Regions from separate parts of the Homo sapiens genome. Here region 1 is linked to region 2. Evidence: read pairs that join two places in POLR2A ChIA-PET (ENCODE). Cell type or tissue: Caco-2. All regions are shown on one strand. Each heading gives the region's core, and the rest is flanking DNA. Links, peaks and the distances in the headings are about the cores only. Region 1 has its middle 52 kb from the start of NRP1. Region 2 has its middle 120 kb from the start of NRP1.

Region 1 (16,768 bases), core at 5,430-10,429, 63 kb before region 2:
GGGGTCTGTGAAGGAATCCATTTATTTATTTTATTTATTATTATTTTTTTGAGATGGAGTCTCACTCTGTCACCCAGGCTGGAGTGCAGTGTCACGATCTAGGCTTACTGCAACCTCCACCTCCCAGGTTCAAGTGATTCTCTGGCCGCAGCCTCCCGAGTAGCTGGGATTACAGGTGCCCACCACCACACCCAGCTAATTTTTGTATTTTTTAGTAGAGACAGGGTTTCAACATGTTGGCCAGGCTGGTCTTGGACTCCTGACCTCAGGTGATCCGCCTGGAAAGAATCCATTTATATGAACATTTCTTGTGTTCCTATGTGATGTGTGCTCTATGTATTATTTCCAATTTAATTTTAAGACAACCCAATTAGGTTGATAATAATATCTCAATTTTATAAACACGCAAACTAAGGCACGATGAGATTTAAGTAACTTTCCCAGTCTCAATTCACTAGCAAGTAAGAGCTGGGGTATAAAACTAAACCTTTATAATGTTAAAGTACATCCCCTTCTTTATTCTTTATTTTTAGGTCAAAAGCAGATGGTTGAGTTAATTATTTTCCTCAGTTCAAGACACATTATCATCTTTGATGTGTGCAGGGCCCCTTTGGAAGTTTTATTTATTTATTTTTATCCTTTTAAAAAAATTCCTATGCCCTGTTTTCATTCCTCTCTTTTCACAGCCAAAAAATTCAGTGTGTTTGATGTGTATTTGTTATTTTATATGTGTTCTTGAAAAATGAGTATTATTATTTTGTGTGCATATATTGTTAATTTATGTAAGTGATATTAATTATGTATCTTCCTCCTTTACTTTTTTTTCACGAAGGACTATTTTTTTAAAGACTCATACATATTTCTATGGATGCTTCTAATCCATTGCTTCTAACTCCAACTTCTGCCCTTTCAATTACATACAATTAATTCCCTAAAGCAAGGGGCAGACTCGGGAGACATCACTCATAAATATTAATTAATCAATTAACATATTAAAAGCAATTCAGTCAACAAAACATTTGTTAAGCACTTACTACCAGACACTGTGTTTAATGTTGAGAATACTGAAATGAGTAAAGTTTAAAACCTAAACTTAGGGGACTGTCAGTCCAGTAGGAGACACTATCATGGAAATAAATAATTACAGTTTAGTGATTTATATGCAGTCATGGGTACGACCTCAAGAAAGAGGGACAGCACAGACAGGGTGTGATTGTTTTCATTGGGAGCACTGGGCAAAATGAGTGAAACGTGGAATAAAAAGAATGACCTTTTCTGAGTTTCAAAGAATGTGTAGGAGGAACGTCCTGAGTGGATGGGTGGGGAAAGGGTGTTCTGGGAAACAGCACTTTCGACAAGAATTGTTGCATTCCCTGTCTTCTCTGGGGCCCCTTAAAGTCCATGTCCACTCACAGGCTCTTAAAACAGCAGCCATGTTTACTCTCCTACTTCCTGAGCTGATAGTCTTGAGGAGGGCCTCTGGTCCCTGCTACACAGCCATCCCTGATCAGTGCTCCAGCAGCCATGCGCATGTGTAGTCTTGGTTAAACAGGTGAGTTGGTCCTGTCTACTGTTTCCCTGGAGAATTTGAACCAAAAGATCCAGGCATGTTGCCATAGCAGTGGTGACCGGAAGTGGAGCTGGGAGATCTTGATGCCTGGTGGTCATCTGCATGCTAATGAATAAACAAAGCGTGGGCTTCCAAGCAAAGCGAGAGAAGAAAGGCTCCCCTGGGTAAGGAGAAACGCCATCTTGCTTTCTGACACTTTTCTCAGCTCTACTCTTGCGAGCTGGATTTTGCTTCCCGTCTTGAGGTCCATGAAGTTTATCTGAGTCTTGATAATCAATATCCCTTATTGTCAACTATTTTGTGTTTCAATTGCTTATTACCCAGTGATGTTGAATAAAGCATGTATTCCAAGGCATAAAGACCCGAGAGACTGTGATCTGTTGACAGAGCTATAATCCCCTTGTTATTGACAGGTATGAAATAGGTGGGTGGGGTTGGAGGAAAAGCTGAAGGAAGAACCAAAAAGACTTAGTGACTGATTAGAAATGGCACACAGAGATAAAGCAAATCTGAAGTTGCAAGCTTGGAAGCCCCAGAAGAAAGGTGGTAATATTGATATAAAGCTAGGGAAATGAATGAATAGAGAAGAATTCAATTTTTAAATACATGAGAAGTCTTTGGGAAACATGTGAACATCAAATGGTAAATTAGAGAAAGATGAGCTTAGATGCCTGCACTAACCTTAGAGAGGAAAAGGAAGAGGACTCAGTGAAGGGGAGTTAGGAATGAGACCAAGAGTGGTCAAAGATGGGGGTTACAGAAAAATATAAAAAAGTAGCTGTTGATAATAGTAAAAAACACAGTCGAGTCCACGAAAATGAGGATTATAGAAAAAAATCAATGCTCAACAGCCCTATAAATCCTTTCATTTCAGAAGTTTTCAGTGCCTTTAATATGCTTCCCCATATCTGTCTATGATCACATGGATATTATCTTGGGTAGTAAATTCCTGGTCTATGGGAATTTGCTCTGTTAAAATTTGCTTTATTTAATACTCAATACAATGCCGTGTGTACTTACCAAATATGTTTTTATTAATAAGACGAAGAAGGTTCTCGTGCTAAAGTTCTCTTGACTGCTAAAATTAGAAAGTGTCAATTTTGACCTCTGTGGCTGTGGGGAGGAACATCTGAAGCCTCGATGTTCAGATGTGACATATAATGAAGCCTCTTCTCTATGCATCCTTCAAGTGGTCCCAGCTAATTTGGATGGGGAATTTTGAGGGAATTTAAATTTGGGGATTTCCCATGTGAAGCATCACTTTGCAATCATGTGCTTAGCTAAAAATTCTCCTTTTCGAGGATCGCTCATGCTAGTGACGCGTTGTTAGTTTGGAGAGAGAATAAAGGACAAGTGTTGCCTTCCTTCCTGTGCCGCAGACTTAACCAACTAATTAAATCCACTTTGCTTTCTGGGCTTATGGTGACTTTGTGTAATTCAGACTGGAATCTTGTCACATCCAGAAGATCTGTCGTTGTCCAGGTTACCATGGCAGCTAATTTTTTTTTTCTTTTTGTAGAATTATCCCCAGCCCTTGGCTTCAGTTAACCACATAAGCAGGTGTATTATTAGCTTAATGAAGGGACCCTTTCTGCAGGCTTCTTCCCATGCTGTCAGGTAGCTGTCCAACTCGCATGTTGTTGCTGTGTTTAGTATCTTATTCTCAGCATCCATCTGGAGCTCTTTTACAAAGCCGGTAGGTTGCGTGCCAGAGAACATCTTGCTGCCTCGGAAGAAAATTCATCTCCTTTTTTTTTCTTAAATGTGACCCATGACATCACATTGTCCTCCCCAGCCCATCCTGAGCTCTGCACTGAGGGGTGGCTTTGTTGCCATCCTAGGCATGCATAGCTATTGTCTGTGCAATGCTTCATTTTGCAAGTCTGTAGCTATAATGCAACATACTCTGGGATCAGTTTCAAAGTCTAACGATTAACACATGTTTATTCATTCCAAATGGAGCCACGGCTGCAGTCCCTGCTGCACACATGTTATTGGGGATTTTTTAAATTGTTGTTATTATTTTTCCTCTCTAGGTTGATTCTTCACATGGATCAGAAGCAACCAGCAATGAACTCCTGAAATCTTTGTTTACTGCCTTTGAGGAACCTTTGTACCCTTGCCGTTTCTCCATGAGGTGTGTCCCCAGATCACTTTCTGGATGGCAGGCAATGGCCGCTAGAAGGTCAGTTTTGTGCCCTGCTTTAAGTGTCACTCTGTATGCATGCTCCCACAGTGTAATGACAGCCAAGTAGTGACAAATGTAGCCTTACAGACTCAAGGCAATAGTGCACACCAGAAAAACACAGATGGGGAAAAAAGCAATTTTTGATTGAATCTAAAATATGGCAGGTAAACATTTAATGACACAAAGGCAGACATTCACAAAGAGGTTAAGAAATTAGGACATATTTTTTTGTAAGCGAAAAAAAGTCAAACATAGGGTTGTCATTATCAGCTACTGCAGCTGGTGCTCACACATCCTTGGGAGGCGTCCCAGAGTGGCATGGTCAGGCTCCTGGGCAGAGATGGTAAACTACTGACCCATTACCCTCAGAATGACAGTGATGTCAGCTCTACTCAGTGACCCAGGGAGACAGCAGCATTAACCAGTATGCAAAAAATATAGATGAAATTTGGAGCAAATTGATTTACTGAGGGATTACTTTTGGTTAAATGATTTTCCCTCCTTTCTGAGCCCTATCCATCCCAAGCCGAATTCTCTGAGCTAAATTGAAGTTTCTGCAAATGCATCCTAGCAGTGGAGGTTAAAGAGTCACTGTGAAATTTATTTCATCCCTGAATTTACAGCTTTGTTAGGCAAAACTATATAAAAACCATAAAAAGAAAGAGGCTAAAAATAAAAATGGAAAAACCAATAACAAACAAGCAATTCCAGCCAACTCTTTTTCCTCTGCTCAAGATGAAATGAAGAAAGTGAGCATGGTATGTAACAACTAATGGTAATTTTCCCAGCCTTAATAGTCTACAAATGATCACAGATAAGGGATATGTACATATCCTAATTTATTCCCCTGACCTAAACATTGCTCTCCTAACAGTCACCTCTTCTGAACCTGCTGCTCTCTCTGATATGACAATCACTTGTAAATCTTGAAAGACAGTTAAGCCGTGATTGTAATTTTTTATACATAGTATCTAACACATTAGGAATGCAGAGTAAATGCCAAGCTATAATCATTTAAATGTCCTTCTTTATTTATTTCATTTCTCATGTTCTGTGTTTGAATGAAGACTCATGGAAACCCTTGTTTTCGCATTTAATCACGCAGTGCCAGGTGGCCCCAGCCCCAGGCTCAAGACAACCATTAGCAGGTTTTTCTGCTAGGGTGGATTCATCCTCTATATACATTTCTGATTGTCTATAAATAGCATCACTTGTGAGGATTGTTGAAATAATTTGTTGCTATAATTATAGTGACATTTCTAGCATGTTATAATCATATAAAACTGCCAAAATAGGAGGATGCTATTTTGGACTTTTTTTTTCCAGTTTAGTTTGTGTTTCATGGAATGGAAGAAAAGATGAGGAATGCCTCTGGTTTAGAGAAGGAGCCACATTATAACAGAAGAGAACAATGACACACAAAAATCAGGAGTACTTCCTTCAGAAGAAAGGCAGCTGGAGCCTTTGAAATTGACATAGTTTTAGTCAAAAAGAAGAAAAGAAAGATCTCCAAAATATACAATTCCATACATGCAAGAGAAGTGAAGACATGTGATGATATTTTTCCAGCTGAAGGCCTTAGCCAAACCAAAGTCATTTTAATTTTTCATAGGCTTTTACATTTTTGATGACAACATCTTGGTTGAGGAATCACAAATGTCTGAAAAAGAAGTCGCAAGGATGGTTGCACTGTGAAAATCTTTGAAAAAGTCAGTATGTTTTGAATTGACATTGTATCTCCACTGTTTTCAAATGTTCAGCCAATGCCAATTAAACAAAATAAAGATGTATGTTGTATTAGTTCATTTTTATGCTGCTGATAAAGACATACCCAAGACTGGGTAATTTATAAGGAAAAAGAGGTTTAATGGACTCACAGTTCCATGTGGCTAGAAAGGCCTCACAATCATGGCAGAAGGCAAAATGCAATTTACGTGGCAGCAGGCAAGAGAGAGAAATGAGAGCCAAGTGAAAGGGGTTTCCCTTTATGAAACTATCGGATCTCATGAGACTTATTCACCATTGTGAAAACAGTATGGGGGAAACCACCCCCATGATTCAATTATCTCCCACTGGGTCCCTCCCACAACACGTGGGAATTATGGGAGCTACAATTCAAGATGAGATTTGGGTGAGGACATAGCCAAACCATATCATATGTATTGATAAAATGCTGTTAGCTAGTGAACAATCACATACTTTGAGGACTGTACCACAGTTGTGGATGTTTTCAAACTAAAATGGCATACTGTATCTACATAAGTTGTGTTGATGGACAAAATTAGAAAATGTCAATGTTTATTTTAGATGCAATTTCTCTTTTTTCTTAGTGCCCAGTGCTGGGACCTACTCATTTGACCTGCCTGATGACACTAAACAACAAAGTGGGAATTGGCTTTCTTGGCATTAATCAAGGTTATAATTTTATATGTATTTGTAGGATCTTTCCCCCACATCTGTACACTCCAAGAAGGTGCAGATCCTGTCTGGTTGGAACTCAGTCATATTTTCAGCAAGGTGACAAGTCATAGGTCATTTTGAGGTGAACGAATGAATGGTGGAACAGGAAGACTTCCAAATAATCCTTGCTCTGAAATTTACAAGTTTTATAAGCTCAGGCCAGCATTTCCCTTCTTGGAGCCTCAGATTCATTCTTTACAAAATGGCTGATTTGGCTTGGAGGCTCTCCAAGGTCCATCTTAAGTTCCAGAAGCCTTCAATTCCATAAATGAATATACAGTAGATGCCCTAGGGCTCTACCACCGCCTCTCTTCTGAAAACTGTTTGCACAACCCGCATCTCCGTCTCACTGCAGCACAACATTCCCTGGAGATAGTCATCTAGGCCAGAGTTAGACCCCAGATCCTAGCTGGACGGAGCACCTGCTTTTTTCCAGGTATTTGGTGCTAGGCCTGAGGACCTGCCATTTGGAATCTGCTTACAGCTGCTCTGTGACCTGCGGATTTGGGGACCCTGGGAGTGACTGCCTCCTGCCCAGTGTGGAGGGCTGGGCAGAGACAGCCAGAAGGCAGAGAGAGAGGAATAAAGCCGTCTCCAGACCAGAGCGGACAGAGCAAGTGGAGACTTCTGGCAGTTGCCATCCCTTGCTGAAAGCTGAGGGTTCCATAAGGGAGCTTGTATACTCATAGTGAATTTCCTTTTTGCCCTTTTTTTGGATGAAAAGTAGCTCTAATTAGCTTTGTTTTGTATCCAGAAACCCAACTAATAACATACATCCATTCTTTTCAGTAGTTAAACCTAGTTTAACTGGTGATTCTGGTGAAGTCTCCTAGACTTTTCAAAGCCTCATTCATAGAAGCCTAAACCCAGTATTTGTTGTGAACAGCATTATCAGTGCCTGTGAGGCAGTCTCTCTCTGGGGTGAACCGCAATTTAGGCAGTCTTTTGTGTTTCTACACAGCAGGAACCTTATAAAACTGGAGAGGCAAGAGTCTTTGACCTAGGATGAGTCCATAGCCCATTTCTTTGCCCCATTTTTAAACAGGTTGGTCTTGCCTCCTGTTGTTGATCTTTGAGTCCTCCCCTGCACACCTGCCTGGAATGCTCAGCTCTTCCTGCTCACCTCCGCAGACTTCCAGAGCCTGGACAGAAGTCACTTCCCTGACAGATATCAGCACAAATCTCTGTCTACCTTTGGTCTCCTCCAAACTGCCCTGTCTTCTTGTCACGCACATCCTAACTTCATATTTCCTTTCCTGATCTCATTGAGAAATGAGAAATCGGGTTATGGGTTATCTAATTCCATTAGCCTCATTATTCCTTAGGCATCTCAGTCCCGGAGAGCTAATGCCATGTCATAGAAGGAGTCGGAAGACTCGGAGTCCACCAGTAACTCTGTGATCTTGAACAAAACCCCTTCTCTCTTGATTTGTAAAATGAGACCTAAATTGCATAATTTGTGGGATACTTCCATCTTCACTCTAGGGTCTATTTCAGATAAAATCCCCTCCCCACTCTCAGTTCTCATCTCAATTTCTTTCTTTTTTCATTTTTATTTTATTTTATTTTTAGACGGAGTTTCACTCTTGTTGCCCAGGCTGGAGCGCAGTGGTGCGATCTCAGCTCACTGCAACCTCCGCCTCCCTGGTTTAAGTGATTCTCCTGCCTCAGCCTCCTGAGTAGCTGGGATTACAAGTGCCCGCCACCACACCCAGCTAATTTTTGTATTTTTAGTAGAGACGGGGTTTCGCCATGTTGGCCAGGGTTCTCTCGAACTCCTGACCTCAGGTGATCCTCCCGTCTCGGCCTCCCAAAGTGCTGGGATTACAGGCGTAATCCACTGTGCCCAGCCTCATCTTAATTTCTAGGTTCCTACCACTCCCTTTCTTGGCATGAAGGGGTGGGGGTCTTGTTTGCAGGTGGAACTTTTCCACTGTGGGTCTCTCGGTTTTATTGTAGATGTTTTAAAGTCTCAACTAAGGTTCCTGACAGGCAGAGGGAAGATGGGATGGGATGGGGGAACAGTGCTCTTCAACCTGGAGGGGCCTGGAGGGCTCAGGCCACTCAATACGTGCGTTAGTATATTTTCCCACATTCTTGTTCCTGTCTCTTTCCTTGTTAGGCAACACCACCCTGGTCTTTTTTTTTTTTTTTTTTTCTTGCCTTATCTTTGTTAAGCTTTCCACATTCCTACTCCATCAGCATGCTTTTGGCTGACAAACTTGAAGCTTTCCCCTTTTGCTTGCTTTGCAGCTATCATCTAATCTTGCAAGAGATGAGAATTCTTGACATGTTTTTGTTAACTTCTTTTGTTGCCACTATGAGCTCCACCTAATTCTGAGACTGACATCCCCCAAGCAGCAGGCAGTGAGGCAAGGCTCTGGGGTGGCTGGCCTGGCCTTGCCACTCTGAGGCCAGTATTAAAACACTGAGTGGTTGGTTTCATTCCCTACATTACCAACTTTTTCTTTTTTCTTTTATTTCTTTTTCTTTTTCTTTCTTTTCTTTTTTTTTTTTTTTGAGACGGAGTCTTGCTCTGTCACCCAGGCTGGAGTGCAGTGGCGTGATCTCGGCTCACTGCAAGCTCCACCTCCCGAATTCACACCATTCTCCTGCCTCAGCCTCCCGAGTAGCTGGGACTACACGTGCCCACCACCAAGCCTGGCTAATGTTTTGTATTTTTAGTAGAGACAAGGTTTCACCGTGTTAGCCAGGATGGTCTCGATCTCCTGACCTCGTGATCCGCCCACCTCAGCCTCACAAAGTGCTGGGATTACAGGCGTGAGCCACCGCACCTGGCTTTCTTTTATTTATTTTTCTAATCTAAATTTTAAATTATTTAAAACAGGATCTCTCTCTGTCACCCAGGGTGGAGTGCAGTGGCATGATCATAGCTCACTACAGTCTCCATCTCTTAGGCTTAAGTGATCCTCTCGCCTCAGCCTCCCGAGTAGCTGGGACTACAGGCATGTGCTACCGCACTCAGCTGATTTTATTTAGTTTTGTAGAGATGGGTCTCACTACATTGCCCAGGCTGGTCTCGAGCTCCTGGCCTCAAGCAAGTCTCCTGCCTGGCCCTCCCAAAGTGCTGGAAATCCGGGAATGAACCATCATGCTCAGCTTTGCTGTCTTAATGAGAGCCAATTTAGCCACTCTGGCTGAAACCCTTCTCTTCATATGACAGCCCAGCCATCAAACATCAGTTGGATCCAATAGTTGAGTATGTGGGCTTCTTCAGTTTCCTAGGCATGGCTGGGTGACCAGAGAAAGAGAAGTGCCCACTCAACTGTCCACCAATTTGGAATTCTATCATTCATAACTAGCATTTATATTACGGCAGATTTTGAGCGATAAAGGTGATCACACAATTGCAAAACATGCTTTCTGTATATTTATGACCAGGGTTTTTTCATGCCTCTCTCACTGACTTCCACCCCTGGTCCTTGTCAAGCTTCTAAGAGTTTCTCAGTGCCTTTTCCCCCAGAGCTTAGATCATATCCAAGGAAAGATTGAAAATAAAGTAATTCACTAAGTGGAAAAGAGGAGATTTTTTTATGACTATCAGTTTGCAAAAACAAAATTAAAGATAATACAGGTTCATGCAATGTCACGGATAATGACAACAATCTAGATAACAGCCAAGAAAAGGCAACTTTATTGCTTTCTTGCAAACAAGCCAAGAACAATAGTTCATCAAGTTTCCACTATATTCATAATGGAGCATTTTATGATCTTCTAAGGAGAAGTTTGATGAAATGCAAGACTGTGCTTTAGATAAAAATGTCAATTTTCATTAAAATCTTTAAGTTTATTTGTCACACTTTCTTTCTAAATTCCAAACTAATTTCTTTGGGGCTCATGTCTCTATTAATTTGCTTGTTTCTTTTGTAACATAAAAGCTGTGACATTTAGATTTAAAATGACCATTGTTTCTGCACTGGATGTTCTTGGCCTGTTATTTCCTTCATAATTTTTACTACGGCTTTTGGGGATTCATTCACTTAGTCTTGGCAGTTACTGAATCTTCTTGTCCTTTGCAGCTATAGAGATGCCTCAAGTTGGCAAGAAAGAAAAGGAAGTCTTTGTGCCGTTGAATACCAAATCTGGTCTCTATTACAGTGCCGAAGGAGTGCTGTTTGGAATGACATTGGAAACAGCCAAAGAACATCTCCAAGACCTTCTGACGTTGATGGAGAGAACCTCTGACTGAATCCTTGGTGGCCAGGCAGGCAGGGCAGCTCATTCTGAATGAGTAGAAATCTCATTTATAATGTTCAACCTAGGTAACATGTTTTAGAAGACAACTTAAGTCAGAGGGAAAGCCTATTATGGCCAAAGCCTGAATATTTGTCCAGTCGGCTGTTAATCCAGTCAGCTTTGATGGAAGAATTGGTAATAGGAAGATTGTTCTTTTTGGCTTGTTGGGCTGGAGTCAGAGAGAGGGGGACACCCACATGGCCAGAAAGCTGAGATGTCATAGCTAGATAGTCCTCGCAAATGCCACTTTACCAAACAGCCTTCCATTATGATTGTCTGCAAATGAAAGTTAACACTGCTACACCTGGCAAGGAAATTCTTTGCAGAGCCATGGGTGTAGTTACCACACTGCACTGCAGCAGTTTGGGAGAAGATGCTGAATTAGGGTGAACCTCCAGTAGCCTCTTCTGGGCTTCTTCATGGAAAGGAAGTGAGAGAGCTTCCTGAAGCAGGAGATGGGACAGGTGCCAGGCAACAGAAGAAAATCAGGCCCTGCACAATGGATCACGCCTGTAATCCTATGGCTTTTGGAGGCTGAGGCAGGAGGATTGCTTGAGCTCAGGAGTTTGGGACCCCATCTATACAAAAAAAAATTGGCCAGGTGTGGGGTGACATGCATCTGTAGTCCCAGCTACTCAGGAGGCTGAGGCAGGAGGATGACTTGAGCCCAGGAGTTCGAGATTGCATCACTGCACTCCAGCCTGGGTGACAGAGCCAGACTCTGTCTCAAAATAAATAAAGAAAAGTCAAAAAAAGAAAATCAGCGATTTGGCCCTACCAGGCCAGGATGCAGGAACCCTGGCTGGGAACCCAAGAGGCAGTGGGAAAAGCAATGTTAGGGTTCCAAGCCCTTGTGGAGTGAGTGCTCTGCTCCACTGCTGGTCTGAGCCAACCCCCTGTGTTCATGGCACCTCTACTTTGCGTTCTGAGAGCTTGGGCTTGGCAGTGACCTGGATGAGGCAGAAAAAGGGAGACAGGATTGTGGGACAGGCACAGAATCTGGAGACAGGGCTACTATTTGCTTTCTTTCGAGGGAGGAGCACAAAAGCCAAATATGAAGTCCTTCCTTCCAATCTTCCATTGTCTGAATTGAGCTGACTCACTGCAGAGTAAACTCATGGATAGCCTTGGTTTTTCCAGCATGAACAGCTGGGGGCAACTTCACAAGGGTGTGAGATTGGGGAGCTAGAATGGTGCCTCCAGTGTGTGTGAAGACACTGGAGAGTCATATTTACACCGTCACGAGCTCTCCTCCCAGAAAATCATCACGTTTATTATCTTGCCAATTAAACCTGCATAAATGCATGGGCAAGGTAGGAGAAAAATGGAAAAAATGCACAGTTCATTTCCTTCTCTGGTGCTGTTTACTCTACATGAGATATTATTAAAAGAGAAAGGTGGTAAACAGGCAGAAAACTGCCCTGTAACACCCACAGGTCAACCAAAAAAGTCTGGTGTGATTTTAATCTCAGCAATTTTTGAAATTTAGTGATGAAGAGAAATGCTGAACCCCCTTTCTGGCGTGTTAAATAATGATAATGTATGCTTTAAAAACTCATTACAACCATTAACATGAATAACTAGTGATTTCAAATTTGAGTTAAATAGTTAGGCTGCTACATTTATGTTCTTTGGGTGTTTGAATATAATTATTTGAGGATTAAATTGAGACACATCGATCGGTCCCAGAAATAAATAACAGGCTTGCTTGCAAAGCCAAAATTGGAATGGAGAAATGAGAATTCTTAGAGAAAATATCTGTTGTATGAATGAATGAATAAAAAGGAGATATTCCACACATTAATTACAGGAAGATTTCAGGAAAGGATTTGGTTGAAGTTTTTAAGACGATGATGACCGTAATAGATGATTTTAAGAAACACTTTTGATTTTGTTTCTTGTTTTTATGATTTCTAAGATTGGAGAAGGAATTTATTAAAAGGACAAAAATGTACTTTTATTATTTAGTAATCTTCTTGATTTGGACAAAAACTGATGAGAGGCTACCTTTCTTGAAATAAAAGGAGTATCTAGGATGCATTTAAACATTATCTCAAGTATCAGTTACTTAGATATTAAATCAAAACAAACCCACTGCAGTATCCTTCCTTCCTAATAGACAAATCCTTAGTAATTTATATTGTATCCAGAGAAAGTGGAATTTATCATCAAAGCTAAGCAAATCAGTAACTCTTTGTTTCGTTACAGAGGTAACCTTGGATTTGGTGGTGTTGAATGTATTTAAACCTCAAGATCAGTTGGCTACATATATTTTAGGAAAAAAGAAAATCCTTTCAATTAAAATTTTTTACAGTGTAAATGTGTTTTGAGTGATTTAAGTTGGACCCCGAAGGTTGATTTTAATGTACTTTTTTTATTAAGGATTTCATTGATGTACAAGTTGAGGATACTTTTGGCTGAAAGTGCTATTGAGATGTTAGGAAAATATCAAGCAAGGTGAGCAAAATAGCCAACTTGCAAGCAGTATTCAGAAGGTCTCACCAAAATAAAATCATCAAAGAGGAGCTTTGAAATGCAATGTGGAACGGAATGCAGGAGGCATTTTCAAAGGCTTTCTGCCTTTGGACTCACAGACCACCAAAAGATTAGCAAGATTCTGATGTACAGGAATGTTAGGAAGTTTCTGGGCTCACTCATCCCTCAGAGACTTAAAAAGATGACAAAAATTCAAACCGTCAAGCCATTTTGTAATATAAAAAAGAATCCAATCCATCCATGCTTGTAATTTCCATAAATTAGCCTTGTAGACCAGCATGGTGTTTTGTAACATCGTGGAGCAATGCATTATACAAATTAGACAAGGGCTCTGGCCAAGAACAGTTTTAAGGAAAATGACAGATCCTTTGCTGTTTCTCGCACACTGAGCTCAGATCTTCTCTGTCTGACTAGAATCACAAAGAGGAAACTGAATATTTTATCCAAAATATTATTATAAAACAGTGCTACAAAGGCCCTTCCCAAGAGACAGATCTTGCAGCAAATATCAGCAAGGCAGGAGGAAGGAGAGGGTCCTCATAGCCTCCTGTCTCTGTCAGTAACAGGCAGTCGGTAGGACTTGGACTCCGAAGGCATGGGCTGGATTTGCAAATTGCATTTTCAAAGGAGCAGGGAGATACAATTAGGAAGATCAATGTATGAAAACAGCACCTGAGGCTGCTGGAGTGGAAATGCAAAATTGTGCTGAGGATTCAAGAACCGTTCTGACATGGCTGTTAGAGACGCTGAAATGTGATTTAAAAAAAAAAAAATTTGCCATTTCTCCACCAGAACCCCCAGCTCTTGCCAAGAAATCACCTCTCTGAGCTTCTATTTCCTCCCTTTGACTCTCCCCTCTTCCTCATCCTCATTCTCACCTCCATGCCTTTGAATACTGTTTGCCTCACCTAGACCATCTATTCCCCATGCCTTCGGATGAATTCTAACAATCAACAACTATTCACTATATGCTCTGTGCAAGACATTCTGCTTGACATTTAGAGAATTCAGAGATCTCCAAGACCCAGGCACTTCCCTTAAGATGTTGAAAATCCCCTTAAAAGGATAAAAAACCAAATGTATAAGAGATAACTAGAAACAGACACATAAAATCTCCAAATGTGCGGGAGTGAGACAGAAATTCAGAAGAGAGACATTATCACCTGGGAAGTCAAGGAGACTTCATGGAGGTGAATTGAACTAAGCCCTGAAGGCAAAGCAGGATTCAGGTAGGTAGAATCAGATAGGGCTGGGGATGTGGGCTGGCATTTCCCGCAGGAGCTCGAAGCAGCATAGGTAGGCAGGAAGGATGAAGAAAAGAGATTGGGAGAGATGGCGTTAGAGAGGTTCAGGTGTCTGGAGCAGTGAGTAACTTACTTGCAGGGCTAATGGACTAGCATTTTTACATTTTGCTAGGTTACGTAGTAAGTGAAAGGGAGTTGCTAGAATGAAGGGGTGTTTTAGGAATAATTTACAGGACCCAGTGAAACATGAAAAACAGGGTCCCTTCTTCAAAAAGGAGGGAAAAAATTTCCATTAAGTTCCTAAAATAGAAAGTCAATATCTTTTTTCTTCTGCAGTCTCTCTCCACCTATCACTTTGTTGTTGGTTTTGTTTTGTTTCCCTATTTAATGTCAATTTCCTTGGGCACAAGACGCTTGCAGGAAAAGTGCAGTCTCCCATGGGTACCTGGGGACCCCACCCTGCCCTAGTCCAGTGTGCTTTGTCCTGGCCGACCATGGGGAAGTTGAGCCAGGCATCTTCCCTCCCCAAGGTGTGCTGCTGCAACCCATGGCAGATGAGTGACCTCAAGGGTGTTGCACTTGGATGTGCTGGGTACTTGGATTGGGTCTAGTAAAAGGCTTACCCCTGCCAAGTTGCCTGTCCAGGGCTCTGTGATACAGGCAGCCCAGGTCAGGGATGGCAGAAGCCCTGAGACTCCGTAGGGCACGTGTCCTTCCCGAAGCCTGTGCCTACCCCCGCTGAGAGAGGAGGGCAGTGGCTATTGCTGCAGAAGCAAGGAAGAGGAGGTCAGTGGAATGCAGAAAACCAAGCACAGGGGTCCAGCAACCCATGAGAGGAGACAGAAAGCTGCAGGGAGGCAGGGTTGCATGTGAGCTGAGGCTCCAAGTCCCAGTGCATGCTCCAGTGTCCCACCAGACTTCAGTCACAAAGCACAAGGTCAAGGTAAAATTGTTCAGGATTCCAAGGCAGTGATCACAAAGCATTAAACCCCAAATGCCTGAGTTTGAGGTCACCTGTGACTGTAGTGGCTGCATGCTGTCAAGCTGGCCTTTGGGGCAGCAGAGAGACCTGGGAAATGTCAATGCCCTGGCACGGGCGTCTGGGTGTGACGCAGGGGTAGCAATGGAGTGGGAAAGAACGGAACCATAAAAGCAAGGAAGGGAAGTCTGTGGACTGGAAAGAAAAATAAAGCAAAGACAATTATTGCATTTGGGACTTGGGTGATACAGAAAAAGACGACACTCTAATATAAAAACGAAACGAAGCAGAAGTCGTTTTATTTCTGTTACAATTTTAGCTTTGTAGGTAGGGTTGGAGGAGGGGCAAAGATACGATGTTTCATTTTGGACATAACAAGTCTGCGTTGGGAGAAGTTACTTGGACGAAGTGTCTGATAGGCAGGTGAATACACCCCAGGGAACTTGAGGGAAAGGTAGGGACCAAGACAAAGATGCTGCAGAAATTTGCCCAGAAAGGAGCTTCCAAGAAGTAGATGAGGTCTTTAAGAGAGAAGGAACAAGGAGGGGTGAGCAGAGATCAGAGAATAGGCTCACAGGGTACCTGCCTTTAAAGGACAGAGAGAAAGGGGCTTCCAGGGGGAAGAGGAGGATCTGCAGAGAGGAAACTCTTGCATAAGGCTAAGAGAAGAGTGAATCTTAAAAAGGATGTCAATGGAGTCAAATAGCCCAGAAAATCCTGGAGAATGAGGACAAGAAAATAATTCTTATTTATAATTCCCAAAGGTATTGTTTCAGTGGCATAATTAAGTGGCTGACTGTGTGCATGGGAGGGCTGTATGCAAATCATGACTCTGTGGCTGAGTTGTCTAGGATGGACAGAGCAGAAGGGCTTTAGAAGCAGGGTCCAGATTCAAATCTCAATTTGGACTCTTGCTAGTTGCATGGTGTTGGGCAAGCTACCTAATCTTGCTAAATGCCATTTTTCTGAGCTGTGAAATGAGTAGGTAAGTAGGATATTCATATGGGAGCTATCATACCTGGTTAATTTTTTGTAGAGATGGAGTCTTGCTATGTTGCCCAGGCTGGTCTTGAATGCCTGAGCTCAAGTGATCTTCCCACCTCAGCCTCCCAAAGTGCTAGGATTACAGGTATGAGCCACCATGATCAGTCAAATACACATTCTTTTTTTTTTTTTTTTTTTTTTTGACAGAGTCTTGCTCTGTTGCCAGGCTGGAGTGCAGTGACATGATCTCAGCTCACTGCAATCTCTGCCTCTGGGGTTCAAGTGATTCTCCTGCCTCAGCCTCCCAAGTAGCTGGGATTACTGGTGCGCACCACCACACTGAGCTAATGTTTGTATTTTTAGTAGAGACGGGGTTTTACCATGTTGGCCAGGATGGTCTCTATCTCCTGACCTTGGAAACACACATTCTTTAAACTAGGCACATGACTGCTCTGCTAAGATGATAATTCCCAGCCTCCCTTGATGATAGATGTGGGCATGTGACAAAGTTCTGGCTTATGGGAGATGAAATAAAGGGATATGGGCAAGTTTCTGTTCTTCCTTTATGTTTCCCCTTCCTGATGGCCAGA
Region 2 (16,768 bases), core at 4,728-9,727:
AGATACTGCACCTGGCCCTATAATTCTTATTTTTATTTTTTGAGATGGAGTTTAGCTCTTGTCACCCAGGCTAGAGTGCAATGGCACAATGTCAACTCACTGCACCCTTTGCCTCCCGGGTTGAAGTGAGTCTCTTATCTCAGCCTCCTGAGTAGCTAGCATTACAGGTGCACGCCATCATGCCCAGCTAATTTTTGCATTTTTAGTAGAGACAGAGTTTCACCATGTTGGCCAGGCTGGTCTCGAATTCCTGACCTCAGGTAATCTGCCCACCTTGGCCTCCCTAAGTGCTGGGATTACAGGTGTGAGCCACTGTGCCCGACTGGCCCTAAAAGTTTTTAAATGCTCTATTGTCCCTTGAACATAAGAGTAAGACTTGAATCTATATAATTGATAGAGACCTTAAAACATTTCTACCTTTCTTATCCAATTTTTTCCCTCTCCATCTATACCATCCTACAGAGACGGATTCCTATACTAAAGAAGGGGATTCCAGCCACTCACTTCTGGGCGGCCAGTATTGGCATTTAAGCCACTAAAATATTTTTTGATATCTAATTGAATTTGTCTAATTTGAATTACAGATACCAATAACAAAATCATTAGTTTATTCTTTTAGTATCTCACCATATGCAAAGCATTTTTGTGTGCATTTGGTTTGTTTGTTTTATCATTTCAACCATCTTAAGAAGTAGAGAGAGAAGATCTAGTCCTAATTTTATACAGGAGCAAGTAGTCAAGTGATTTACCAGCAACAATAACAAAAAACAACAAGCAAGGGACAGAGCCAGCAAGAAAGTTCATTTTAAAGAACAATTGGCATAGCCGGGTGCGGTGGCTCACACCTGTAATTCCAGTACTTTGGGAGGCTGAGGGGGGCAGATCAACTGAGATCAGGAGTTTGAGACCAGTGTGGCCAACATGGTGAAACCCCATCTCTACTAAAAATACAAAAATTAGCTGGGCGTGGTGGGGGATGCCTGCAGTCCCAGCTACTTGGGAGGCTGAAGCAGCAGAATTGCTTGAACCCCGGGGAGATGGAGGCTGCAGTGAGCCAAGATCGTGCCATTGAACTCCAGCCTGGGTGACAGAGCAACTCTCTGTCTCAAAAAAACAACTGGCTGTTTTTTTCCCCTCTCTTTTCTGTTTTTACTGTGCACTGTTTCAACAGTTAAATAACTTTAAAAATAATTAATTCTATAAGAAAGCATGAGAAGGGTACTGTAAGAGAATAAAAAGACAAATGAGACATGTTTTTTCTCCCCTAAGGAGCTTCCATCAGGGTGCACAGTGTTTCATGCAATCCAAACAGAGCATTGCTGCATGAAGAGGGTTATGTCTTTCCATTCCTCTTTAAATCAACTTTATCTGTGAGAATCTCATAATTTTGAATTATGGTTTAGTGTTCATTTATGGTTAGGATTATGATTAAAGTGCAATTAATCTCTGATAAAGCCATGTCTACATTGATTCACTAAATCAGAATTTTTGAGGGTATATTTTGCTTTCATGATTCCTTTAATAACCAACTTCTGGCTAATCAGACAAGTACTGCAATAAATCCATGTGCGTCATTGATGATAATATTTGGATTGACTTTTCTTTATAATATTTTGAGTCATGGCATAATATCGATATTTATACCTCTTCCAGTCCTAATGCATACCACTTTGATTAATAAAATACTTTTAAAAATACTTAAAATATAGGTAATAACAAACCAACAATCAATCTTTCTATAGCTTATACAATGCCTTATCCTTCTGATTTCCAATGATTAATCACTTTCTTTTCTCTTATTTAAATTATTTTCAAAATATTACTGAAACATCCTTTAAAGAGTTTTTCTTTCAGGGAAACTCATAAAAATCTATCTATGTTCACTGAAACAAGCTTACTTTCAGTATAAGACCTTACTTTTTTGGGGGCAAATTATTCAATCATTGATACTTCTCTTTATGAAATCTCCTAAATTGCAGATGATTTGGCTTCAGTGTATCTTTAATGATAGAAATCACGTATAAATTGGGTTTAAAATTCCAAAGGATAATTTTGAGGACTGCAGTACATTTGGCCATTAGAGAGTCTAGAAATGCCAAATTGACCAGGTCAGAATGAATGGTCTTGGGCTGCCATGTTTCATGGCAACCTGTATGCAGAAACTTACCATCTTCAAATGGGCTTGTTCAGATGCTGGGAACTGCTTTAGGCCATTCCAAATCAATAAGACAGCCAATTATACTTGAGTTAAGTAAAATAATAAGCAAGAATTGCAAGAAGCCCTGTCCAAGCACAGTTTGAAAAACTTCCATACAGAGTTCTTAAAAGCAGACTGTAACTTCTAATGAATTACTTGCTTCATTATTACTGCTGCTTGAATCAAGTCAAGCAGTTTAGCCAGGACTTCACAACATGTCTCTGTCACTGCGTTGATACATAGTAAGTTGTGAATGGCCTGCGATGTTTCTTGCAATGATTTTCATCATGCCCAGCCAGTCCTGCCAATCTGCAAATGTTCAGGCCCCCACATATGGACCACACAGCCCATGCAACGCAGTCAAAATCTGTTAGTCACGGGATGATCCGTCTGGTATTTTCAGCTAACTTAACAATTAATTGGGTAGCATCTGAATCAATAATTCAATGATCCAGTTTGGTCAGCAATGTGTCCAGGCTTTCCTGATGATTGGTCGACTTGTTTTGATTTTCAGGACCCAGTCACAGAAGTAGTGAAGTTTTAACTAGGCTTTCAAAAATATTCATACAACTCAGCTATATGGAAATAATTCATAGAAGCATAACTCTGCCAATGATAAGAGTGAGAAGCCATTAACTCAACAAATGAGTGACTTGTTATTCACATGTCTTACTAAATTGGCAACTATGGCTTTCTCATTTTTATGTTATTCTATGTATATACATGTATCGAAATAGTGTTATTTAGAGATCTTAAACATGTGGACAAATATTTTGATAGAGTTTGGGGAAAACAGCCTATATCCTTGCTTTATAGAAAAAGAGTTTTCATGAGAAAGAAGTTATATTTATTCAGATATATATGTATGAGTACATATCTAGATCTATATAGGTTTATATACATATATAATAATATACTTGAGCCCCACTCTTTCATTCCACTACCACTTCGTAGCCAAAAGACAGAGATCTCGATATAATAAATTAAATATTAAGATATATATTAAAGTATACATATAATGTAATTAGATAATAAAGATAAAATTATTTGAAATGCCTCAAAAATAATACAGATTTTAAAAGAAAATGAGAGCATAAAAACCTTTAAAATGTATGGATCAACAAAGAAATACATTGCAAAATTATTACTTAATTAGAAAATCCCTTTTAAATGCTCTTTGATTCCATGAGACTTTTCAGCTGACAAAGGGCTTAGCCACCTCTTAAAGCAGAGGCTCTCTCCAATACCCGAAGATAAATATCTACCAGGAGCTTTTTAAACAATGCTTGTCATGTTTGTCATTATGAAGCAGACTCATACATAAATTAAGTTTTCCTAAACTGTAGCTATGAATTAAGAGTCCCACGATTTGTGCTATTGCTAACCTACTCCGGTGGTATGTTGCCATCACTTCAATTGTTTTAATGATAAATTTCCTTTAGAAAATGGAAGGATCTGTTGACAGACAAAAACAGGAACTAACAATGGACTATTTAGACTTGCAAATGATGGAACATTTAATTATTCCAAAATAGCATTCCCCAGTTAGGGTATGATCATTAAATCCATCATCCTTCAGTTTATATGCATGCAACATTTACCATGTCTACCTCAAACAGGAGTCAGTCATCCAAATATAGATTTTTGGACCATCCATTTCAGCATGACATTTCATCGAAAGCCTGGAATTTCATTTATTTTCTGTAACAGAGATAAAGTGTTTGTAAACGATGTGATAAGACCATAAAGAGAAAGTAAAGTGAAATTCAGCTTCATACAGAGATAAATACAGACCCTACTGAACATAGCAGTAGTAGAGAAAGAGAAAAATGAGAGACAATACGTCAGCAGCAACATTCCAGGCAAGAATCGATGTTCCCTACATATGGTTTTTAAAAATGTTTGCTCAGTTTTAGTTCTCTGAATTTGCTTGCAAAATAATTTGCATTTAGACTCAAGACAGTGGCGGCAAGATCAAGACAATCTAAAACTAAATATACTTGAACTCTTTTTGTCAATTTCCACATACTGAAAAAAAATGTTTATGTCTCATTGGAGAGATAAATGTCTCAGAAAACAGTGTTTTATAAAATTCAGAAGTTAATTATTTTTCTGCAGGTCCTCGTTTTTCAGGAAGAATATAGAGTAGCTAGGTATTCATTATTTGAAGTCTAACTGGAGACAAGTTATGTTTAGGACCTGGACAAACATTTCATGAGATGGCAGGTACAAATAAAAACCAATTAATTCTCCTCCAGCGATGTTTCTTTCCTCTAATGGAAGGCTTGTGGTGTGCAAGAGGTGTTTGGGAAGGATTTACAAGCAAGTTTTCCATGAAAGGACATTACTAACATTATTAACGGCCCCTCTCAGCCCGGGTCCTTCTCTTCACCATCATTTTGTAGCCCAGGATGACAAGGCCTAGAGAAGTTAAGTGACTGACCCAAGGCCACATGCTGATGTCAAAATCAGGCCTCGAGCTTATGTTTCCTGACACTTACTCAAATGTAATTTTATGCCACCATTCTGCCAGTGGGAAATGTGTGTGTCTGGCCATGTGTGCATACACTCTACCAAAATGATGTCCATGAAATTTTAAATCGCACCATGAAAATGAGAAGTAAGCATCTAATATCCTATCTTAATCAATTGGACCAAATTTAGAAAAAATTTGAACCCTGGCCGAACGCCGTGGTTCATACCTGTAATTCCAGCACTTTGGGAGGTGGAGCTGGGCGGACCACTTGAGGTCAAGAGTTCAAGACCAGCCTGGCCAACATAGCGAAACCCCATCTCTACTAAAAATAGAAAAATTAGCTGGGTATGGTAGTGTGCACCTGTAATCCCAGCTACCTGGGAGGCTGAGGCACAAGAATCACTTGAACCCAGGAGGCAGAGGTTGCAAGTGAGCCAAGATTGCACCACTGCATTCCAGCCTGGGTGACAGAGCCAGACACCATCTCAAAAAAAAAAAAAAAAAAAAAAAAAAGGAAAACAAGGAAAGAAAAGAAAAAAAAATCCCAAGCTGTTATGAAAAATAGTTTTAGACACTCTATGAAAGGTACAGAATTCCTCTTTTCTTTGAAATACTTGTGAATAGGGGTGTGTGTGTGTTTGCGCATGCACGTACATGTGTATACATACATATACACATGCTATATGTACCATATATATATTGAAAGAGAGAATGATCAGGAGACTCCTATTTAAAGTATGCTTAAAAACTTCAGTCACCTATAACCATCCTACCCTCAGGCCTGGCCTTTTGAAACCAGAAAGACTTTTTCCTTTTCCCCAATTTTCTGTCCTATTCAGTCCCCCGACCTCTGAGCCTTGTCAGTGATGGTGGATGACAAGAAAGAAATATGTTAGATGCCAGGTGGTGGAGTAGGCATTCACTCTGTTTGACTTTTTTCTATTGGATCTACAACATAGAAATAGACAAATCACACACCTACGGAGTTGTCTTTAGGATTTGATTAGCTGACATGTGACCCTGCTAAGAGCCAGCAAACTCTCCTCATCCTATCTGCCCTCTTCATCCTGGCAGAAGAACCCTGGTTCATTATTTCTGAGAAAAACAATCACAAGTAGCTCCGTGGTTGTCCTGGTGAAGATAGAGAAATGGGAGAGGTATCTTTTTCCTTACAAAGGAAATTGATATTATTACAGATAGATGATATAAACTTTTAAATGCCATGGTGATATAGCTGCCTGATTCCTAAATAAAGAATATAAATAAATAACAGGAGTATAGTTGGTGGCATAAGCAAAACTCACCCATTTTCCCTTAAATGGGCTGGCAAACCAGGGCTGAGAGGAGACAGTCGGGGAGATTTAAACTAGGAAATCAGAGAAATGCTGCAGGAAGACACAACTCACTCCATAATGCATCCTATTTACGAGGCAAATAAATATCAATTGTGTACAATATTGCCATGTCTACAAAAGCAAAACTCCCATCATTTTGACAGGTGTTTTGCATACATATGAACTGCAAGATCAAGCTTGATATGTGTGATTTCTTACAATAATCAGTATCTGAATCTTCTGGAGTTGGCATGCAGCACTCTGTGAAAGATGTCACATTTAGACTCTGCCTTACATAAAATGTGTGCAATGTCTATGCTTAACTCCCGGCACCTGTCTCTGCCTTATTTTCTCTGCCCACTTAAAATATCTTATAACAATGTCCCCATGTTTACCATTTTTTTTCATACGCAGAGTTTTGAACGTGGTACGTTTGAAAGTTTTGTAGGAAAAATCTTTTGCATGGTGAAAGCAGTTTATAGCAAACCTACATATCTACAGAAACACTTGTATGGAAAAAAGAAAAAAAGAAGAGTGCTGCCAGACATTTCACAGAATTCAGTGCTGCAATGTACCCAACATGGATGAAATCTGGTCCCAGCAAAACAGGATTTCTTTCTGTGAGAAAATCCCGCGGCATATAGTTCCCCAGCTTCCTTTATAATGTATCTTCCTTCATTCCCCAATCTCCTCCCCTTCAATGGATTCAACTTTCAATTTTCTACCATTTCCCTGCAAAATGTCTAGAATCTATTCTTTGGCTTCTCATAATTCCTGTCCTGATTCCATTTCCACACCATTTTCTCCAACCTCATGTCTCTTCCCTTTTTTTTTTTTTTTTTTTTTTTTTTTGGCAAAAGGTCACCGTGAAGGCAAAATAGGTTAGCGAGAAGGCAGCTTCTATTGGGCTATGCTTCAATTTTTCTCTTTTGAGTTTCTCCCTACCTCCTTGGCCATTTCCTTAAACCTGTCTACACAGCTGTACACCACTGAAAGTGGGGTGTTGATATGCCAAAGAAAAATGGGCAAACTCCGTGTGCCAGCACACCATCACATGAACAGAAAATGAGAAACTGAAAATACATTTGGTGAAGGAATTCAGGAAACTGAGGGACAAATTGTCACAATGAAGATTTACCCCCTTGGTGTCAACACACCCAGGAAGATCAAAGTGAAAGACGAGGTAGAAGCTAATGTCAGCCCACAGAAGCTGGATGTGAGCACAGAGGCAGGCAGGCCAATCATGGGTAGAAGGATAGAGCTCTCTAGGGGAGCTAAGTTCAGAGCCCAGAGATGGCGAAACCTGAGAGTGTTTTAGAACCAGAAAGGCACTGTGACATCCCTGAGGTAATTTAGGGTGCTGTAAGTAGAAGCGGAAAGGAATAATTAGAGGAACTACATTCTATTCAGGTTTGTAGGAAGAATAGGATGGAGAGAGTCAGAGACTTATGAAGGCCCTCATCTTCATCACTTCTAGGGGGCTGATGGCTTCAAAGGGATGGAATCCAACATCTGACAAATCCGGGTGTTTATCTTGCTCCTAGGAAGTAAGGATGGTTCTTTATTCCTTCAAACTTAAGGATATTACTTTTTCTCTCCTTAAAATCAAGGAAATTAATTCTACATAAAAATAATTATATATAATATGTGTATAAATAACATACATATTCATATAGATTATATATATGTATACATATATGTATGAATTTGAGAAATAAATAAAGGAAAATGAATTAATTCAAAAGCAAAGACTGACTGTCCAGACAAAATAAGCTGGAAGATCATTAAGCAATTTACTCCAGAGAGTGTTCAGATATTACCATTAACACAGAAATATAGGACACTGACATTCTTCATAACAGATGCTCTTGAAAAATGAAGGGTTTGAAAAAAAGAATAAGGAAAAATAGCTAATATATGATAAACAGCTCATAGAATCAGAAAGAAATACAAATAAAAAAACTGTCCTTTAAAAAATATGGAAAATTTATAAACTTGATTTTCTTCAAAAATCATTAGTTTCAGAGTACTACAAAAATATTTTTAGTCTACACTGTATGAAAGACATATATTTTCAGATAATAACACATGGAGGCAAATTAGCTTTGTGTTTGCATCTTGCAGACATTGCAGTAAACATTTAGCCACCAATATCAATAATAAGTTTGTTTTATTCAGTATAATAGTCTTCAAAACATAGACCTGTGTTTACAGATCAAGATTAAATCAAGGGGTTATTATTAACCCTGGTAGTGACCTCTCTTTGCTGAAAATCAAATAAATCTAACAGGCATTTCTTTTAACTAAGCCCTTGAAAGAGAGAGGTTCTATCAGTGTTTGCAAAGACTGTTAAACTAGAACAAGAATTAGCTATTTGTTTCTGGTTTACTTTGCTTTAATATTTTAATGGTGCTATAAATTTTGGAGCTAATTAACATAAGAAAAAGTTCCATCCAGTGTTTTAAAATATTTTAGAACATTCTATAAATAGTTTCAGACAATCTTCTGACTCATGTTTAAAAACATGTCCAATTTATATCAGAATAACTCAAAATTGCAAATAACACCACCTTCCACCCAGAATCACTTCTGCTTAAGACACAGTAAAAGTAACCAGATTTACTCCCCTGCCTGAAACAACCTGTTATAATCTGTTTAGTCTGCTATAACAAAATAGCTTAGACTGGGTAATTTACAAACAATAGACATGTATTGCTGATAGTTCTGGAGGCTGGGAAGTCCAAGATCAAGGCATTGACAGATTTAGTGTCTGGACTGGGACAGTTCCTGGTAGATGGTATCTTCTATGTATCTTTAAATGGCAGAGGGAGTCAAAAAGCTCCCCCGGGCCTCTTTTATAAGGACACTAATTCCATTCATTAGAGCTCTGCCCTCATGACCTAATCACCCCCCAAAGCACCTCACTGCTTAATATTATCACACTGGGGATGAGTTTTCAACATATGCATTTTGGGGGTTGGGCACAAACATTCAGGACACAGTGCAAACAAAAACAAAAACAGATGGACAAAACATATGAAACAACAATTTTCAAGACCCACTGGACATATGACAACAATGATCCCTGAGAGACGGTAGACAAATGAGGTAGGCCCTGTGATTGTCCCAGCTACTACTCTAGCTTACTTACAAGCCATGTTGAGGGAGGGGAGAGAGATGGAGCTGAGAGTCCGGGGAGACCAAGGAGGAGAGAGAGAGAGAGAGAGAGAGAGAAAGAGAGAACAAACTCTGGGAGTTCTGCAGAGGGTCCCCCTTCAGTATTTATCTGAGTACAGACCAAACTGTGCACGTGGGGAAACTACCTAAAGCCAGAGGGGAAAAACTACCTAAAAGGATGAGGAGATAATGCAATGTAATAATGAAAAATATTTAGTTGATCAAACACAAGGCAAGAACACAGGGAAAAGGGAGCAAAGAATATACAGGACAAATAGAAAACAAGTAGAAAGATAATAGATTCACATTTATCCACACTGATAATTATATTAAATGTAAATGGTTAAAATGCATAAGTCATCAGCTTGGACCAGAAAAGAAAACAAGCCTCAACTACAGTTGCCTACAAGAAACAGACTTTAAATATAAAGGCAAAAATAGTTTAAAAGTAAAAGAACTTTTACTTTCAAAGTTCTTTTAAAACTTTTAAAAATATACCAAAATATACCATGCTAAAACTAATTTTTAAAAAGTGGAAGTGACTATATCAGTATTAGACAAAGCAGATTTCAAGGCTAAGACTATTAAGGGATATAAAAGAGTGCACACAGAATATTTACCAAGATAAACCGTATTCTGTCTCATAAAAGGTCTCAATACCGTTAAAAGGATTCAAGTTATATAATGTATACTCTCTGACCACAGTGAAATTAAATTAGAAACCCATAACAAAAAGATGTTTGAAAAATAGTCAAGTCATTGGAAATTAAATATACCTGTATCTATTAAATAATTATTTGTTGTTGAAAACCTTCCCACAAAGAAAGTTCTGGGCTCAGATGGTTTTGTTTGTCAATTCTACCAAGTATTTAATAAAAAATACCAATCCTACACAAAATCTTTTACAAAAAGAGAGAATATTTCCCAAGTAATTTTTTGAGGTCAGTATTACTCTGATACCAAAAGCAAGCATTACAAGAAAAGGTAAGTATAGTATGATATCCCTAAAGAACATACATGCAAAATTGTGCAGAATTTTAGCAAATACAACAAATACATAAAAGCATAATAAATGCAGAATTTTAGCAAATACAGTAAATACATAAAAGCATAATATGTTTTGAACAGGATAGTTTGTCCCGGGAATGCTAAGTGGATTTCACATTCAAAAGTCAATTAATGTGATTCATCACATTAATGAGCTAAAAAAGATAAAATCATCTCAGTGGACATAGAAAAAGCACTTGACAAAAATCCAACATCCATTCTTGTTTTTCCAAAAAAAAAAAATTTCAGCGAACTCAAAATTGAAGAGATTTTTCTCAACCTGATAGAGGGCATTTATGAGAAATCTATAGCTAATATCTTCTTTTAATAAATGTTTCGAAAATTAATGAGATCAGTGCAAGCAATGGTGCCCTGGGTCTTTGAGAAAGTAGAGCTCACGTCAGCTGCCTGATTTGGTTTTGTGCCTACTAAATTTTTTAGATCCTAGGCTAGGGTTTTGTGAAATGCTTTATCTAGTGTAACTGGCGCTTCCTGCTGCCAGTCTACATTCATTCGTCTTTAGCCTGCACCACCCTTAACTAGGGAGGCCGATGGCTGTCTCTCCTCAGGTTAACTGTCTGGGGATTTGGCCTCAGAGACAACACAGACGTAAAGCTCCTTGGGATTCCTTCCATCATTTGTGTTCTAAATGATTAGTAAGAGTGCAGTCTAATTTTTATTGTCATGCATGACTTGGGGTACAGTCATGCTGAACCACATAAATCTTTAGAGCCAATCATTGCAGGAACTGGTTTGACTGTTTCCACAAGTAATCTCGCCAGCATTCTCAATGTGGGCTCTTGAATCATCACTCCTAAATTTCTGAGCTCATCTGAGCTTTGCGATAATAATAGTCATAATTCTGAATTTAATATAGATGCTTTCATCTGCAAAGTGCTTGGCAAACATTAACTAATTAGACCCCGGATGCTCCTCTTGAGGTCCTCAAACAAATAGCACTGCCTCATTTTTGAAATGAGGGGTAAGAAAAAGACCTGAAGCTCAGAGCTCATTAGGGTAGCACAAAAGACAGTGGGAATCAAACCTAGAACCTGCTCTCGTCACATGGGCTTGGGTGACATACCTCCAACAGAACACTTTCCTGGAATCATTAACCTAACTTTTCTTTTGCAAGGAACGTGCATGACAAATGTGGTTACTTTAAAATGATAGGATTTCTTTTTATGAGTTATTGAAGTTTTGCACTGAATATTCCTTTCTACCTAAAGAATTAAGCCCCACATCTTGAGTCATGCTTGGAATGGTATTAACCTCATATTTTAAAGAGGCTTCTCCTAGGGCTTATGGTGAAACAAGAATACCTATGCACAGGCCACAGTTATGTCAGTGAGCATAAAAATTAAGAGTGCCTGCAAGTGCCTAGCTGCAGGTCTTCCTCATCCCAGCAATCAGGTCATCTGCACAATGAGATACGGAGGCTATCTGAGTGTCTGACTAAACTCTGCCAAAGCTCCTTTATTTGTTAAGCCTAAATTTAATATTCCCCTGCCTCCAAATTAATTCACCCTAATAATTTGGAATGTCCTTCACTTTTGCTGCCTCCTTTATGAATCAATCTAGAGATCACAAGTGAAAAGCTAACATTACTATTGCCTCTGTGTAAAAGTCCATAAATAATACTTCTTCATTATCAACAAAGAGTATTTGCTATCCAGTTCAGTCATGAGGTTTTTATAATTAGGAAGGGAATCTGGTAATCTCTTGTATTTATTTGCTTACTTTTATGAATGTAGCAACAATTGTGTGCCAGGCTATTGAGAATAAAGTGTGTGGGACAGAGACATCCACCGATTCATGTGAACACCAACAAGCGTTTGTCTGAATCTGGCCTTGAATGTACTTGGTGGTTTCCTTCCCTGCCAGCAGTAAATTTCAATGCTTGTAACAAATGATCTTTAATGGCTTCATTGCAATAAAGGCAGCCCATTTTGTTCTGTGCAGCCAGACCCAAGTCTTGCTTAAAGTAGGCCACCTTCCCTTGGAGCATTTATCCCACTATTTCAAAGTGCTTGGTATATATTATAGAACTTTCTCCATGGTTTTAGAAGACATCTGAACAATGGTTAAGAACAAAGTTTTTAGATGGGAGAACTGACTCAGCAGATCTCCTCCCAAGGTCAGCCTCATTAGCAGCCAATCAGATGTGTGCCTGCTGCTTGTTCCTTTGCATATTCAACACATATTTATCATGTATTTATTATGTGGTACAGTACAGGCATACTTCCTGCCCTCCGAGAGTTTACAGCCTGGTAAGAATATGAGATAGTCAAGTAATAATGTATAAAACCCTATTAGAATAAAATATGCTGCTTCGACACTTAGGAGAGTGACTCCATTCCAGTTTGGGGCATGAGGGATGATATGGGACAGTAACTGCTTTCTACACTGAGATCTGAAAGGCAGTATGTGTTAGTAAGCTAGAGGGAGAGGCAGAAAAGAGAGCTGCAGGCCAACGAAGTAGCTTGCATGAAAGCCTGGAAGCAACAGAGTGTGCAGAGTGATGGGGTGAGTGGATTTCACTCTATCAGGACCAAGGTAGGAAAAGAGAAGGCAGGAGATGCAGCTATATATATACTTGAACCAGGTTTTGCTGGTTTTGTAAGCCATGGTAAGGACTTTGGACTTTTTCCTGAGAGTAATGGGGAAAACTTTGAAGGGCTTGAGCAATAGCATATCAGGACTGGTTTTGTATCTTTTAAAATATCAGCCAGGTGCAGTGGCTCACACCTGTAATCTCACCACTTGGAAGGTTGAGGCAGGAGGATCGCTTAGGGCCAGGAGTTCAAAATCAGCTGGGCAACACAACAAGACCTCATCCCTACAAAAATAAAAAAGAACTTAGCTGTGAGTGGTGGTGCACACCTGGGGTCCCAGCTATTGGGGAGGCTGAGGTGGGAGGATTGCTTGAGCCCAGGAAGTCGAAGCTGCAGTGAGCCATGATCACACCACTGCACTCTAGCCTGGGTGACAGAGTGAGACCCTCTCTCAAAAAAAATCTTTTTAAATCATTTGTAGAGCAGAGTGGAGAAAGATTGTTGGGCAGAGGCCATTCAAGAGGCTGCTGTAGTAACGCAGATATGTCATGATGGTGGCCTAGACCAGAAAAGTAGCAATGAAAACGGAGAAAATGGAATGGACTTAGAGAAGATACAAGAGTTAAAATTAAGACTTTCAGATTGTTGACTATGGCAGGTGAAGGAGAGGGCGGAGTCAAAGCCGACTCCCAGGTTTCAGCTGGGTTGATGTTGGTTCTATTTCTTGATATTAGGAGCACAAGGAAGAATAGATGAGAGTAGGAAATGAGGATGAGAAATGAAAATTTCATTTGGTAGTTTAATTCTAAACTGCCTATGGGGATGGCCTGTAGACAGCTGGATGCATTTGTGTGAAGTCTAGGAGAGAGAGAGAGACTGGGGATATGGGTATGGGCATCATTACTATAAAGATAGTAGATGAACCAGGAAATTGCCCCAGGGAGGAAAAGAGGGGATCCTTGGATAAAATCACTGAAGAATATTGTCATATAAGGGGCGAAGAGGAGTATGCAAGGAAGACTAAGGAATGGCCCGAGAAGTACAAAGAAAGCCAAGAGAGAAAGATACCACAAAAGCCCAGGCAACGGTGCTTCAGGAAGGACAAGAGGAAGTGAATCAATAAGGAACTGAAACATATGAACAGGATTTAGGAAAAAGGTTGTTGGTGTCTCTAGTGAGGACATTTCATTTTAGTGGAATGGTTATAAAATAAACCATACGTCTGGGAGCTGAAGAGTGAGAAAATATAGACAACACGTGTAGACCTTTTTTGAGAAATTGGGAAGAGGAGGAGAGAAACATGGTATTAGCTGAAAGGTGAGGAGGGGTGGATAGCTGACGATTTTACAATGCGAAAGAGCCGAAAACATTTAACTGCTTACAGAGAAGGCAAGGAAGAGAGAAGAGAAAGAGTTCAGGATGGAGAGCGCATCATTTATGAAGGAAGCAGGACTTGTACCTCCAGCACTTGTAATTTTAGAGGGTGTCCTTGACCTCAGGTTAAATATTAAAATGCATACCGAGTTCACATCAACTACATGTTTTACAACAAAAAAATTAAAAGGGTTTTTATAATTTTGTTTGCAAAATTAGTTGGCTGTGAATAACTCACAATTTATAATTCAATATGACTTATCAGTAATCAACGCACATACTTGGGAATTTGGGAAAACTGAGAACATCCAACTAATAAATTGTTTTCAAATGTAGTAAGACATTTATGGATACTATGTTTACAATGCTGACATAATATTACATTTTATATGTACTCTATTATTACATGTGATTTTCATTATTCACATTTTGAATTTAATATTCTTTTTTCTGGATGCAAAAATGTCTACAGGTACTTGGCTCGTTCACCAGTCCCAGGCAGTTTACTTATATTGTTCAATGGCTGAAATTCTAAAGAACAGGGTTCCTGCCATGACAGCAGAGTGAAGGGACCAGTCTTCAGGAGGAGGAGACTATCCTCCTTTTGTACAGGAGAAAAGCACAAAAGAACAGGCACAGAGGCAAGCTGGTAAAGTGCCAATCTCATGGTCTCCATTTTCTCTATTGAGGTGCCATCACCTCTTTGTGTGTGTCTGTAGTGTGTGCGTGTGTGTGTGTGTGTGGTGTGTATAGTATATGTAGATGTCTGTAGTGTGTATATGTGTGTATGTTTGTAGTGTCTGTATGTGTGCATCCTGTATGTGTATAGTGTGGGTGTAGTATGTGTATGTAGTATGCATGTGTGCATGTGTATAGTGTGTATGTGTGTAAATATATATATATTTATATATGGTGTGTATATAGTGTGTATATATGTGGTGTGTGTGCATGTGTGTAGCGTGTATATGCATAGTATGTGTATGTGTGGTGTGTGTGCATGTGTATAGTGTGTGTGTAGTGTGTGTCGTGTGTGTATGTGTAGTGTGTGCAGTATGTAGGTGTGTTTGTGCATAGTATGTATATGTGTGTGTAGTGTGCGTATGTGTCTACGTGTGTGTGTGTAGTGTGTGTGTGAGTAGTTTATGTGTGTAGCATGTATGTGCATGTGTAGTGTATGTGTGTGGTGTGTATATGTGTCTATGTTGTAGTGTGTCTATCTTCTTGAGAGATGGGGCATTGATATTCCTTTTAGAAATTCTTCTAGAAGCCAACATCTTGAAAATGAGCCTGCTGATGGTATTCAGAGCTGGCCAGCTCTTCCCCATTCTCCTTCAATCCGGGCACGTCCCACCCTGTGTGGCTGGATGTGAACACGTACGTGCAAGTGTGATCTCTCTGTGTGAACATTAAGAGGTTGCTCACTTGCTCCAGTTTTCACCTGGAAGCAGCACTTCCTTCCCCATTCCCTCCTATTCGATGCAACAGGCTGATCAGAGTATTTCTGTTCACCTTTGTGGCAACTGTGCTACACTCCCCTTTCAAGCCTTCCTCAAAAGAAAGAGGAGAAAATATTTTAATATGATTTTAATGCCTAGTTTTTTCTCCTTTCCTTTTTATTGTAAAAATACAACACTTTTCCTGTAGAGCAATTAGAAAATGCAGATGCAATTTTAATACCATCATTGACACATCAACCATGTTACTATGTTGCTTTTTCTTTAAAAAAACTCTTGATAGAAGCAGTTTTTTAAACTTTTATGTATTTAATTATTTTGCAAGATTTCAATTTGCATTGAAATTTATTGAGATTTATTTTATGGCCCAGCACATGACTTATTTTGGTGAACATATTCTGTGCACTTAAAAATGTGTATTCTGTAATTGGTGAGTGAGTTTCTAGGAATGATGGAGTTCAAGAAATGTTCATCAGGTCAAGTTGGTTGGAAGTGTTCGACAGAAGTCATTTTATAACCTGCTTTTTTATTTTGAGTAAAATATTGTGACAGTCAATAAACATGATTTTTCTACAAAATGCTTTATAGTTATGGTGTATTCCATGGTTTAGCTATTTCCCTATTGCTGGATATTTGTTTTAAAATTTCGGTATTATAAAGAATACTGTGATAACCGTACATTTAAATGTGTATGTATTATTGATTACACTACAGAAGATAAACTTGTAGTAGTTGCTATCATTTGAATGCATCCCCAAAAGTTCATGTGTTGGGAACTCAGTCCCCAATGCAACAGTGTTGGGAGGTGAGACCTTTAAGAGGTGATTAGAGAAATGGATTAATGGATTAATCTTGGGCATGGGTTCATTTTCTTAAGTGAGTTTGTTATGAAGGCAAGTTTGGGCTGGGTGTGGTGGCTCACACCTATAATCCCAGCTCTTTGGGAGGCCAAGGTGAGAGAATTTCTTGAAGCCAGAAGTTTGAGACCAACCTGGGTGACATAGCACAATCCCCCTCTCTAAAAAAAAAAAAAAAATCAGAAATTTAGCCAGGCATGGTAACGCACACTTGTAGTCCCAGCTACTTGGGAAGCTGAGGTGGGAGGACTCCTTGAGTACAGGAGTTCAAGGCTGCAGTGAGCTATGATCATGCCA

What was found. ChIA-PET counts read pairs that join two places held together with the same protein. Peaks named below come from ENCODE experiments on the same cell type or tissue, not always from the same donor. Only the 100,000 strongest peaks of a DNase experiment are listed, where the experiment ranks them.
Region 1: POLR2A ChIA-PET joins it to region 2 with 8 read pairs; 4 of 35 experiments call an interaction of 5 or more read pairs at or near these places.

What each region holds. Positions count from the first base shown.
Region 1 is chr10:33,378,672-33,395,439 of GRCh38, forward strand. No RefSeq gene overlaps it. Among named protein-coding and RNA genes, the nearest start is that of NRP1, 52 kb to the left of the region's middle. RefSeq lists an enhancer at 14,431-14,931. In Caco-2, for the core only: no CTCF peak of the experiment used is centred there; a DNase peak (open chromatin) is centred at 8,490.
Region 2 is chr10:33,442,347-33,459,114 of GRCh38, forward strand. No RefSeq gene overlaps it. Among named protein-coding and RNA genes, the nearest start is that of NRP1, 120 kb to the left of the region's middle. In Caco-2, for the core only: no CTCF peak of the experiment used is centred there; no DNase peak of the experiment used is centred there.